2 separate regions of the Homo sapiens genome follow, and region 2 is linked to region 1. A link is an interaction called in ENCODE POLR2A ChIA-PET data of the cell type or tissue named here. Cell type or tissue: PC-3. All regions are shown on one strand. Links, peaks and the distances in the headings refer to the core of each region. The heading gives the core; the rest is flanking DNA.

Region 1 (5,376 bases), core at 292-5,291:
AGCACCTCTGCTTCTCCTACTTTCCTAAGGAGCAGGTTTGGGAGGAGCCGTCCTCCCTCACAGGTATCCCTTTCCAGTTCCCTATGGTCTTCTGTCTCTCCCAGACCAGCCCACCACCAGAGTTATCACTTACCACCACCTCTTTTATACCTGAGAGTATCAGAAGCTTTTATACCCTGACAGGGTCAGAAACAGGCAGAGCCACTGTGTTGCAGAGAGTGCTGTTCTTAACACAGACTGGAACCTGGCTGTGCTCAGCCTGCAACAGAAGAAGGGCCTGGATAAGGCCGAGGTAGGCAGGCAGGCATGGGTGCTGGGAGCAGACAGACATATTCTCTCCTGCACTTTCACCTGTGGAGTAATCCAGGCTCAGATGTGCCGTTCTGCTTTCGGTGGGCCCGTCTAGTTTCTGCACCCGTCAAAGGCTGGAGAGACTCTTGTAGAGAAGGTGCCTTGGAGTGAGCCTCGTCTGCCCCTCCGCGGGCTCGCTCCCTGTGCTTTCCCAGTTGTGGCTGCCTATGACACCTTCAGTTTTGACGTGGGGTAAAGGGGTGGGATTGTGGCTCAGGGTTACACAGGCAAGTGAGCATAATTCGTCTCTTGACAAGAGGCTTGTGGGAATTCCCAAATGTGACCCAAGGGGTGGGAAAGAATTTGAAGGGATTTTCCGAAGTTGCAGCATTGATCGATGATTCCCTAGAGCCAAGTAAGTTCAAAGAAGAGGGCTCTCCTTGTGTGGGGCGCTGCAGTGAGAGGCTAAGGGGACGCCTGCATCCACTCTGCCCTTCCCTGCAGCTTCTCTCTGCCTGTGCCACCTTCAGGCCTTGAAGGAGGGAGCCAGGACTGGCTCTGTAGGCATTTGAAGAGGTAGGACCTGATGGTCCCTTGTCTCAAACTGAGTGGTGGCTCTGCAAACCCCCATCTGTCTTGTGGGGCTGCCCTGCACCTAGAGATCCGGGGTCAGAGCCTGGGTCACAGGAGGCGGGGCCCACCGTTAATGAGAATCCCAGCAGGGCCATAGAGGTGTGGGGTAGGAGGAGGACCTTCTGCCGCACCAGACTCTTGAAGACTGAAGAGCTTGCCAGGGGATCGCAGTCTTAAGGTCATGGAGGGACAACAATAGACTTGTCCGTCTGTATTCCAGAAGCCCTGAATGCATTTGAGCCCACGGCAGAGAAGAGAAATCTGCCGTCCTTCTGACCCCAGTGCCTCCAGGCTCTGCTTCAGCTGCCAGTGGAACCTCCCTTTTTCTGTCCCCTTTAAGACAGGAAAGACTTTAGGAGCTGCACTCTGGCTGCCAGCCACAGGGCTGGAATTACTTGTCCTCAAGGGTCATGAAAGGGCCAGCTTAAACGTCACACTTTGCTTCATAGCGATGCAGGTGTGGTCCTTCTTAACATTTGCTTAATTCTTTTTTTTTTTTTGAGACAGAGTCTCACTCTGTTGCCCAGGCTGGAGTGTAGTGGTGTGATCTCAGCTCACTGCAACCTCCACCTCCTGGATTCAAGCAATTCTCGTGCCTCAGCAACCCAAGTAGCTGGGACTACAGGCGTGAGCCACCGCGCCCGACCTTAATTCTTACTTGACTTTTGATGATGCTGTATTTTAGCGTCTCAAATCTTTGACTTGTGACAGCACTGAATTGGTAGCTCTCTTTGAATTAGGCAATGTATCCAGCAGGAAGATAGGCCATGCCTGGGCTTCTATCCTTTGTCTTTGGGACAGGGAAGGGCTGGGGATAGGGAGGCACCCTGGTGTTTGCTTTGAGGAGCTTTCCTAGCCACCTTGAATCTCCTCCTGCCACTGGTCCTGGAAGTTACTGTCTCCAAACTGATGCCCCTGAATTAAAGAGATAATCCATTTTTTCATCCATTCAACATGTATTTATCAGGTGCCTGTTTGCTAGAGACTGTGCCTCCTTAGAGGTTATAACATCCCTTCTTCTGTTCTCTTAAAGGATCACCTGTGTGTTCTTTTTTTTTATTTGTTTATTTTCTTGTAGGTTTAGTTCATGCATGTGGCAAAAATGCACACAGTACAGAGGATATTCAGTGAAAGTATGCTTCCTCACCCCACAGCCCTTCCTTTCCCTTCCCCAAAACAACTATTGTTGCTATTTCTTTGTCTCTGGTAACCTTTCTATATTGGGTATATAAACATATATGTACATGTATATATGGATACACATGCATTTTCAGTTCACATGATTTAAATTCTTTGGTCTAAAGTTCTCAGACCAGGCAACTCTTCCTTTGAGTCACCCCAGAGGTTAAGAGATGGCTCTCCAACGCTCCAGCAATTCTCTTTCTTCCTGCCAGGAAACTATTACTTTGATTTTACTGTCTTGACTTGTAAAAAGAGACTGACGATGTCTATCTGTCTTCCCAGAGTGACTGATGGGCCACCTTCTGGGGCGCCAGCCTGAGGCCCTTTCCTGCCCCTGGGCTAGCTTTTTTCAGATGACTTCTCTGAGCGAGGAGGCCTTTGGCTGCCAGCAGGAAATTTTGGGTCATGTCTAATATCAAAGAATGGATTATTTTCCCTCCCTTACCCAGCCTGTGAACTGACACCCAACACCATGGGCTGACACCCAGCACCAGGCTCCATGCCCTATTCTGTGCCAGTGGAGCAGAGAGTTGCGAGTTAGCGTCGTGTTTGTGATTTGTCAGCAGACATCATCTAAACAAATGTTACTATTATTTGGGAGTTTGGTGACAGTGACGCATAGAACAGCCGAAAACATACACCTTCACCACCACGTGCACACGTGCGCACGCACACAAATTCAAGTTCAAGCAATTTTGTTTCTGGGCTTCTCTTTGGACTCCTAAGTCCAAAGTGAGAGAATACATTTCTTGGCCACAGGCCATGAGAGAGTACACAGGGGACTTGGGGCAAACTGAGGCCTGGTGCATGTAGCTCAGCTACACGTGGAGCTTCCTGTGGGCTCATCTGCAGAAGGTCTAAGGCAGAGAACACAGATTCTTAGAACTCTGGCAGGAAAGAATGTTCATGGCATGTAAAGACCATGGCATAGTTGGATATCAGCCAGTCATATAGAAAAGCCCATCCTGAATTTTCAATTTGAGGCCCCAGGAAATGTGGTTGGGTGAGTCATGGTCCTCAAATTATCTTCACAAGGAATCTGGTAGCTCAGACTGCAGGGCAGGGCACTGCTGGGTTCTCCCCGTGCCTGGCCCCTCAGAGCCTTGATGTCTGGGGCCTTCCAGGCGCATGGATGGAATTACCAGGCAAGGCCAGGGTTTAGGTGAGCAGGGTGGGTTTTCTCAGCAAGAGGAAGAGTTCATTTGCTCTCTGGCACAAGATCTTGACTTTGATTCTTTGTACTGTTGTGACCTCCAGGTTTTCAGCCAGGTTGTGCTCAGGAAGGACAGCAGGAAGGTATCCTGTGCGATAGGGGAAGAGAGAAACAAGCTAACTGCCCTGGTGTTGTGTGTGCTGCTGAGCTGGCCCTTGGCTCCCTTCTCAGCCTTCAGACCCCACTCCACCCCTTCATGGGCCTTGACTCCAAACAAATCAAGTTGCTTCCTCTCCCCTTCCGTATACATTCTATGCCCTATACATTCTTGCCTCCGAGTCTTTGCTCTGTTTCCTCTACCTGAATACCCTTTCTCCAAATTCTACCTTTTTTCTAGACCTGATCCTCTGCCTTCTCTTCCAGGAGGCCTTCCTGGGTTCATCCAGGTAGCTAGAGTCTTTCCTTCCTCCTGCACTGGGATTATTTTGTGTCTTACAGTAGAGCTACTTGCATACATGCGATAAGACTGTAAACTCTCGGAGGGAGAGAGTTGCCCTTGCTCTTTCTTGAACCTCCTGGCTCCCTGCCCCGACAGCTCTGGGGAGTGAGCATATAGAACTCTCTGCTGGGCGCGGTGGCTCACGCCTGTAATCCCAGCACTTTGGGAGGCCGAGGCAGGCGGATCATGAAGTCAGGAGTTTGAGACCAGCCTGGCCAATATGGTGAAACCCCATCTCTACTAAAAATATAAAGAGCATGGTGGCACGCACCTGTAGTCCCAGCTACTTGGGAGGCTGAGGCAGAAGAATCGCTTGAACCCAGGAGGCGGAGGTTGCAGTGAGCCAAGATTGCGCCACTGCACTCCAGCCTGGGCGACAGAGCGAGACTCTGTCAAAAAAAAAAAAAAAAAAAAGGACTCTCACATGGTATTCTCTAGCAAGAAGCGTACACAGTAGGCCTGCTCCTTAAGACCATCCCACACGCCCGGGGTATGCAGATGCCCTGCGGGGTTTCTCCTGGTGCTGTAGGCCTCAGGGGTGGGTGCTTCCTGGCTTACGTGAGAACTCCAGGGTTGGCAGCCTCCCCAGGTCTGTTCCCTGCTGAGCCTGGTCTCCCCTTGCTCTCTACGCAGCTCGATGACTTGTACTTGATCGCCATCTGCCATCGCCGGGGCATCAGATCCCTACGCGACCTTACTCCGGAGCACTTGCCGCTGCTCAGGAACATCCTCCACCAGGGGCAGGTGAGTGGCTTCACCAAACCACGTGGAAGCTCAGAGAAATTAGACTCAGATTCCAGTGTGTTCCTGGGCCCCTTTCCTCACCTTTCCCAGAGTCCATCTTGGAGAGACTTCTCTCTGGATGCCAGTCTTGGGGACCCCATTAGGCTCTTGAGGTTGAAGAGCAGGGCTCTTTGTCCCTGGTCCTGCCACCTTTCCTCACCCTCACACGCCTTCCTCGGCCTTTCTCCATCTGGGATGCACTTCCACCCCTCACCCCATAGACTCTGGTCCTTAAGTCCTGGCCCCTCCTACTCCAGGATCACCTGTCTCTCTCATGACAACCATGACAACCACATCATGCCAGAGTTTCTTGGGAGTATGGGCACATGACTTCGATATGTGTGTACACGTGTGTCTCCTTGTCTAGATTGAAGACAGGCTGAATTCTGTAGCACCTGGTGTTCTGGGATACTTTCTCTCTGGGATATTTGTTGAATTGAATGAAATTATCGGGGCTCTAAACAGAGCCCAGGAGCACGGGGAGATGGGGGAAGAGTGTCTAGAATCTTGGGTGTGGTCCTGGCCTGACATTTGGACCCTAACCAGCTGAGTGGCCTGGGGCAGGTCACTTCACCTCCCTAAACCACATTATCTAGATGGATCCCTTCTAAATCCACCATCCTAAGGGGCTGGGTCTGAGTCTTTTTTCCACTCTGAAATGTGATGCTCTGCCTAACACGCCAGAGCTAGCAGTCACAACGATGCCCAGCCAGGAGAGAGGTTTGCCCCTTTTTGACCAGTGATGCTTCGAGGTGTTAATGCAGACCTGGAGGCAAGGCTCTGCCCATACCCAGCTTCCCCTGCTGCTGGGCCCCGATCTATCTTCCCTCCTGCT
Region 2 (5,376 bases), core at 377-5,376, 83 kb before region 1:
ACAAAGGCAAATATGGTCCAGAAATGGAAGGATTAAGATATATGAAGACCTACTCTTTGCACAATGACCTCTGGGCACATAAATCTAAAAAAGTACGCCTGTAATCCCAACACTTTGGGAGGCTGAGGCAGGCAGATCACATGAGGTCAGGAGTTCCAGACCAGCCTGGCCAACATGGTGAAACCCTGTCTCTACTAAAAATAGGAAAATTAGCTGGGCGTGCTGGCAGGTGCCTGTAATGCCAGCTACTTGGGAGTCTGAGGCAGGAGAATCGCTTGAACCTGGGAGGCAGAGGAGGTTGCAGTGAGCCAAGACCATGCCACTGCACTCCAGCCTAGGTGGCAGAGCAAGACTCTGTCTCAAAAATAAAATAAAAATAAAAAAGTAAACTACTGGCCAAGTGCAGTGGCTCACGCCTGTAATCCCAGCACTTTGGGAGGCCAAGGTGGGTGGATCACTCGAGGTCGGGAGTACCAGACCAGCCTGGCCAACATGGCAAAACCCCGTCTCTACTAAACATTCAAAAATTAGCTGGGTGTGGTGGTGCACACTTGTAATATACTCGGGAGGCTGAGGCATGAGAGTCACTTGAACCAGGGTGGTGGAGGTTGCAGTAAGCCGAGGTCACACCACTACACTCTAGCCCAGGTGAAAGAGTGAGACTCCGTCTCAAAAAATATATAAAGCATAAAAAATAAAGAAGTAAACTACTGCACCAGTACACTGACACCAGCTCTATGAAACGCTGATTAGAGAGCCTACAGAAGAATGGCAGGTAAAGATAAAATTTTAGACCAATCATCAAGTTACAGCAATAAGCAAGAGATCACACTCCTTGATGGGACATACCAACCCACTTAAGTCTTGCTTAATTGGTCATCACAGTCTGCTCAACGTAGCATGACCTTCTTGTTTCAGACTTGCCTTGAGTGTGTCTTCACAATGTCAATATGTTGTATCTTTTCCTTCCAGAGAGAAATTCAGAAACTCTACGAAAACAAGTCATTTCTTTTCCTGGGCTGTGGCTGGACTGTGGATGACACCACTTTCCAGGCCCTTTTCTTGGAGGCTGTCAAGCATAAATCTGACCTAGAACATTTCATGCTGGTTCGGAGAGGAGACGTAGATGAGTTCAAAAAGCTTCGAGAAAACATGCTGGACAAGGGGATTAAAGTCATCTCCTATGGAGATGACTATGCCGATCTTCCAGAATATTTCAAGCGACTGACATGTGAGATCTCCACAAGGGGTACATCAGGTAAGATGCATTTTGAAGCTGAGGGGAATCAGAGAACAACAGCTCTTCAGCCTTTTGTGTATTTGTGATGTGATGGGCAAAATAGTTGCCAAGATGAGGAATGTAATGACTGACCAAATTGTAAAGGAGGCCACAGTCTTCAGGTTAGACTAAAGTGCCACTTGGATTATGGGAAGACAGACAAAAAGGAATACTTGAGCAGTTCAATATAGACATAGGAAGAATGAAGAAAACAGATGTTCAGCCTCACTAGTTATCAATGAAATGCAGTTTGAATTTAGATTACAAAATAGCGAAGAAAGATCACCCAATTTTGGCTAAGGCTGTGAGAAAATAAATTTATTCATGGAGTATTTGTGGAAAGGTAAAGTTAGTACAACTTTTATGACCATAAATTAGAAGATGTAACAAAAATTTTCAAATCTTTGACCTAGAAATCCCATCAAAACAATTTATCCTAGAAGTTTCTCATAAGGAGATAATTGGATGATTGCACAATCACACAATTGTACAAAGATGCATGCGTGGGAATGTAATTTCCATTGAATGTAGTGGCAAAAAATTGGAAGGATCCTAAAATTGGTGGAGATTCTACAGATATGCCAATATTTATTTAATTGATGAAATACAATGAAACCATAGAAGGGAAAGTGTTTTCATTGCCATAAAAAAAAAAGTTAGAGACATATGAGTAAAGGAAGAAAAAGCAGGTTGTAAATACCATGGTCAGCTATATTCATATAGAATTGTACATTTTTTTTTTTTTTTTGGTGCGTGTAGAAATGTATCTGGAATGTTTACTAAATTAAGTGGCTATCTTTAGTAGGATTTAAAGTGTTGATTTTTTGGTTTCTGTATTGGCATTTTCTATGATGATTATGTATTATATTTACAAACAGAAAACTTACTTTTAGAAATGCTATTTGGAAACGGATAATGGTGATATTCAAGTCAGAGGATAGGGGTATCATACACTTGATATTTTACCTCCACATTCTAACAATAAAGAGCAAAATGGTGATTAAAGATTCAGCTGATTAGTGGCTGCAGGCAAATTCCCAGTAACCGCACAAAACACAAACATTTTTGGTATCAGCTAAACTGAAGAATGCTTTTTCAAAACCTCACATTGCCAGGCTCCAGAGTATGGCTAGTGTGACTCATCCATCTAATTCCAAAAAAACTTGGCTGTTGTGCACAGAATATTTCCTGAAAACTTATGTAAGTATTTTCATTGTCAACCTGAATGCATCTTAGGAGGGCAAAAGTACAGGTAATTTGTCCTGTAATCCCAACACTGTGGGAGGCCCAGGTGGGAGGATCACTTGAGGCCAGGAGTTCAAGATGAGTGTGAGCAACATAGTGAGAACCTGTCTCTGCAAAAAATTAGCCAGGTGTGGTGGCACACACCTGTAGTCCAGCTGCTTGGGAGGTTGAGGCAGGAGGATCACTTGAGCCCAGGAGTTGGAGTCTGCAGTGAGCTATGATTGCATCACTGCCCTACAGTCTGAGCAATAAAGCAAGACGCTGTTTCTAAAATAAATAACATACAGGTAATTTAATAAACATAAAGCAGTTTTCCTAAATCAAATCATCCCCAGATTTCTTAACTGAATCAGATGGCTTCAAGTAGAATTCTCCTGTAATGAAAAATTACACAGCTTCTTCCATGGCTATGCTTTGATGGAACCAGACTTTTAAAAGCCATCACCACATGAACAAGTCTCATTTGTGAAAACTATTTACTATTCTTTGTTGGAAATGAGTTTTTCTGGTGTCCTGCAGTGTTCTAGACTCTCCTGCTGTTGTTTGCCCACACTTGAGACTTTGAGAAGGCTTTTCTGTTGCACATGTTGTTTTCATTAACAAGACATACATATCCAAGTTCTACATATTTCTTTTGATCTATATGCTGAGGAAAGATGCTAAAGTTTAAAACAGCAAAATCCGTCTGCATAACTGTTTCTGTTGCACTAAATCTTAGCAAAAAATAAATATGTCTTTAGACTGTTGCATTACATAACAAAGAAGCAGTAAGGTTCCTTAGTGCACTAAGATTGCTCTAAGGAACCTTAACTGCTATTGTGGAATGGCACAAATTCTTTTATTAGCTGTGTAGGCTTCCTACCAGAGTAGCTTTCCCCGAAGTTACCCATCATTAAGGTGTTCTGTATCTTTAAACAAAATCAAGGATTTTCAGTATGGCCAGAGTGCTTTATGGGAATGGTCAGCTGAGTTTGTCATGTGAAATGTAGTAGAGCAGTTTCAGGTTAAAACATCATTTCATTTTGAAACGAGTCAACCTTATCTTTCACCCTTGCATAATGTTTTGAGTCTCTGTAGATATAGACTAATGAGAGGTTACAGGTCTTTTGCTGTTATTTTGTTTTTTAACACTGAACCTTTGCTATGTGCCTGGCATTGTGCTGTATACTCACTTTTGCATAGTGGAAATTAATTGTCTTCAAAGGATTCTATAGTATGTAGTTACACATATTTTGGAAAAATCAAGCAGTGGGAAAAAGAAAAATAATTCTTATAATCCATTACCATACAAGCAGTCGTTGTGGTACTTTTTTTTTTTTTTTTTTTGAGATGGAGTCTCGCTCTGACGCCAGGCTGGAGTGCAGTGGCACAATCTCGGCTCACTGCAACCCCCGCCTCCTGGGTTCAAGTGATTCTCCTGCCTCAGCCTCCTGAGTGGCTGGAACTATAGGCGCCCACCACCATGCCCGGCTAATTTTTTGTATTTTTAGTAGAGATGGGGTTTCACCATGTTGGCCAGGATGGTCTCGGTCTCCTGACCTCATGATCCACCCGCCCTGGCCTCCCAAAGTGCTGGGATTACAGGCGTGAGCCACCATGCCCGGGCCTATTTATTGATTTGAGATGGAGTTTCTCTCTGTCACCCAGGCTAGAGTGCAGTGGCGCAATCTCAGCTCACTGCAAGCTCTGCCTCCTGGGTTCACGCCATTCTCCTGCCTCAGTCTCCCGAGTAGCTGGGACTAAAGGCGCCCGCCACCACACCCGGCTAATTTTTTGTATTTTTAGTAGATACAGCGTTTCACTGTGTTAGCCAGGATGGTCTCGATCTCCTGACCTCGTGATCCACCCACCTCAGCCTCCCAAAGTGCTGGGATTACAGGCGTGAGCCACTGTGCCAGCTTTATTTTTATTTTATTATTATTACTATTTTTGATACAGGGTCTTGCTTTTTCACCCAGGCTGCAGTACAATGGCACAGTCATGGCTCACCACAGCCTTGACCTCCCCGGGCTCAGGCGATCCTCCCACCTCAGCCTCCCGAGTAGCTGAGACTAAAGGCACATACCACAATGCCCAGCTAATTTTTGTATTTTTTGTAGAGATGGGGTTTCGCCATGTTGCCCAGGCTGTTCTCAGTCTCCTAAGTGCAAGCAATCCTCCCACCTCAGCTTCCCAAAGTTCTGGGATTATAGGTGTGAGCCACAGCACCTGGCCTTGGCACATTTCTGATGAAGTTTTCCCTGTGCTTTTTTTCATAGTTGTAAACAAAATATAGTGATTTTTTTTTTTTTTTGGTCCTTTGAAAATTCAGTAGTGGATTGTACATTTTCCCACATCCCTATCTTCATAACCACTATTTTAATTGACTTTTATATTCCAGTAGGGGTGTTACAGTTTACCTAATTATTCCTGTTAGGCAACGTCTGATATTTTTTTTGCCAGTTTTTTGTAAGTCATGTTGTGAAAATAACATCTGTATCTCTTCAGTTTTTCCAGTAATTTCCTTGATGAGTTCTCACTGTAATCAGGTCAAAGATCAGGAACATTTCAGTAATTTATAAATACTGCTAAATTGTTTTCTACGAGGGTAATATCAATTTGTATATTTGAGTACCATGCCTGTTTATACTGTAATTGACCATATTTCTAATGACTATTTTCTTCCATGTGTTCAGCTTTTTACTTTTTCTGAACTATTATCTATGCCAAGTGTTATCCAGTAGAATTTCCTGCAGTCATAAAAATACTGTATAATCTTCACTGTCTAGTATCATAGTTAGGAGCCACATGTGGCTGGTGCACCGTTGAAATGTGGCCAGTGTGACTGAGGAATGGAATTTTTAATTTGAAAC

The links. ChIA-PET counts read pairs that join two places held together with the same protein. Peaks named below come from ENCODE experiments on the same cell type or tissue, not always from the same donor. Only the 100,000 strongest peaks of a DNase experiment are listed, where the experiment ranks them.
Region 2: POLR2A ChIA-PET joins it to region 1 with 6 read pairs; 5 of 35 experiments call an interaction of 5 or more read pairs at or near these places.

Annotation. Positions count from the first base shown.
Region 1 is chr11:126,338,916-126,344,291 of GRCh38, forward strand. DCPS (decapping enzyme, scavenger) reads left to right here. Exons shown (of 6, transcript NM_014026.6): 5 at 4,392-4,502. GSEC (G-quadruplex forming sequence containing lncRNA) reads right to left here. Exons shown (of 2, transcript NR_033839.1): 2 at 2,801-3,407. Among named protein-coding and RNA genes, the nearest start is that of GSEC, 14 kb to the right of the region's middle. RefSeq lists an enhancer at 123-1,322. In PC-3, for the core only: no CTCF peak of the experiment used is centred there; DNase peaks (open chromatin) are centred at 1,326 and 3,086; H3K27ac peaks cover 3,752 bases.
Region 2 is chr11:126,255,595-126,260,970 of GRCh38, forward strand. It overlaps FAM118B (family with sequence similarity 118 member B), which reads left to right. Exons shown (of 9, transcript NM_024556.4): 7 at 973-1,258. It also overlaps a transcript of SRPRA not described here. Among named protein-coding and RNA genes, the nearest start is that of SRPRA, 11 kb to the right of the region's middle. In PC-3, for the core only: no CTCF peak of the experiment used is centred there; no DNase peak of the experiment used is centred there.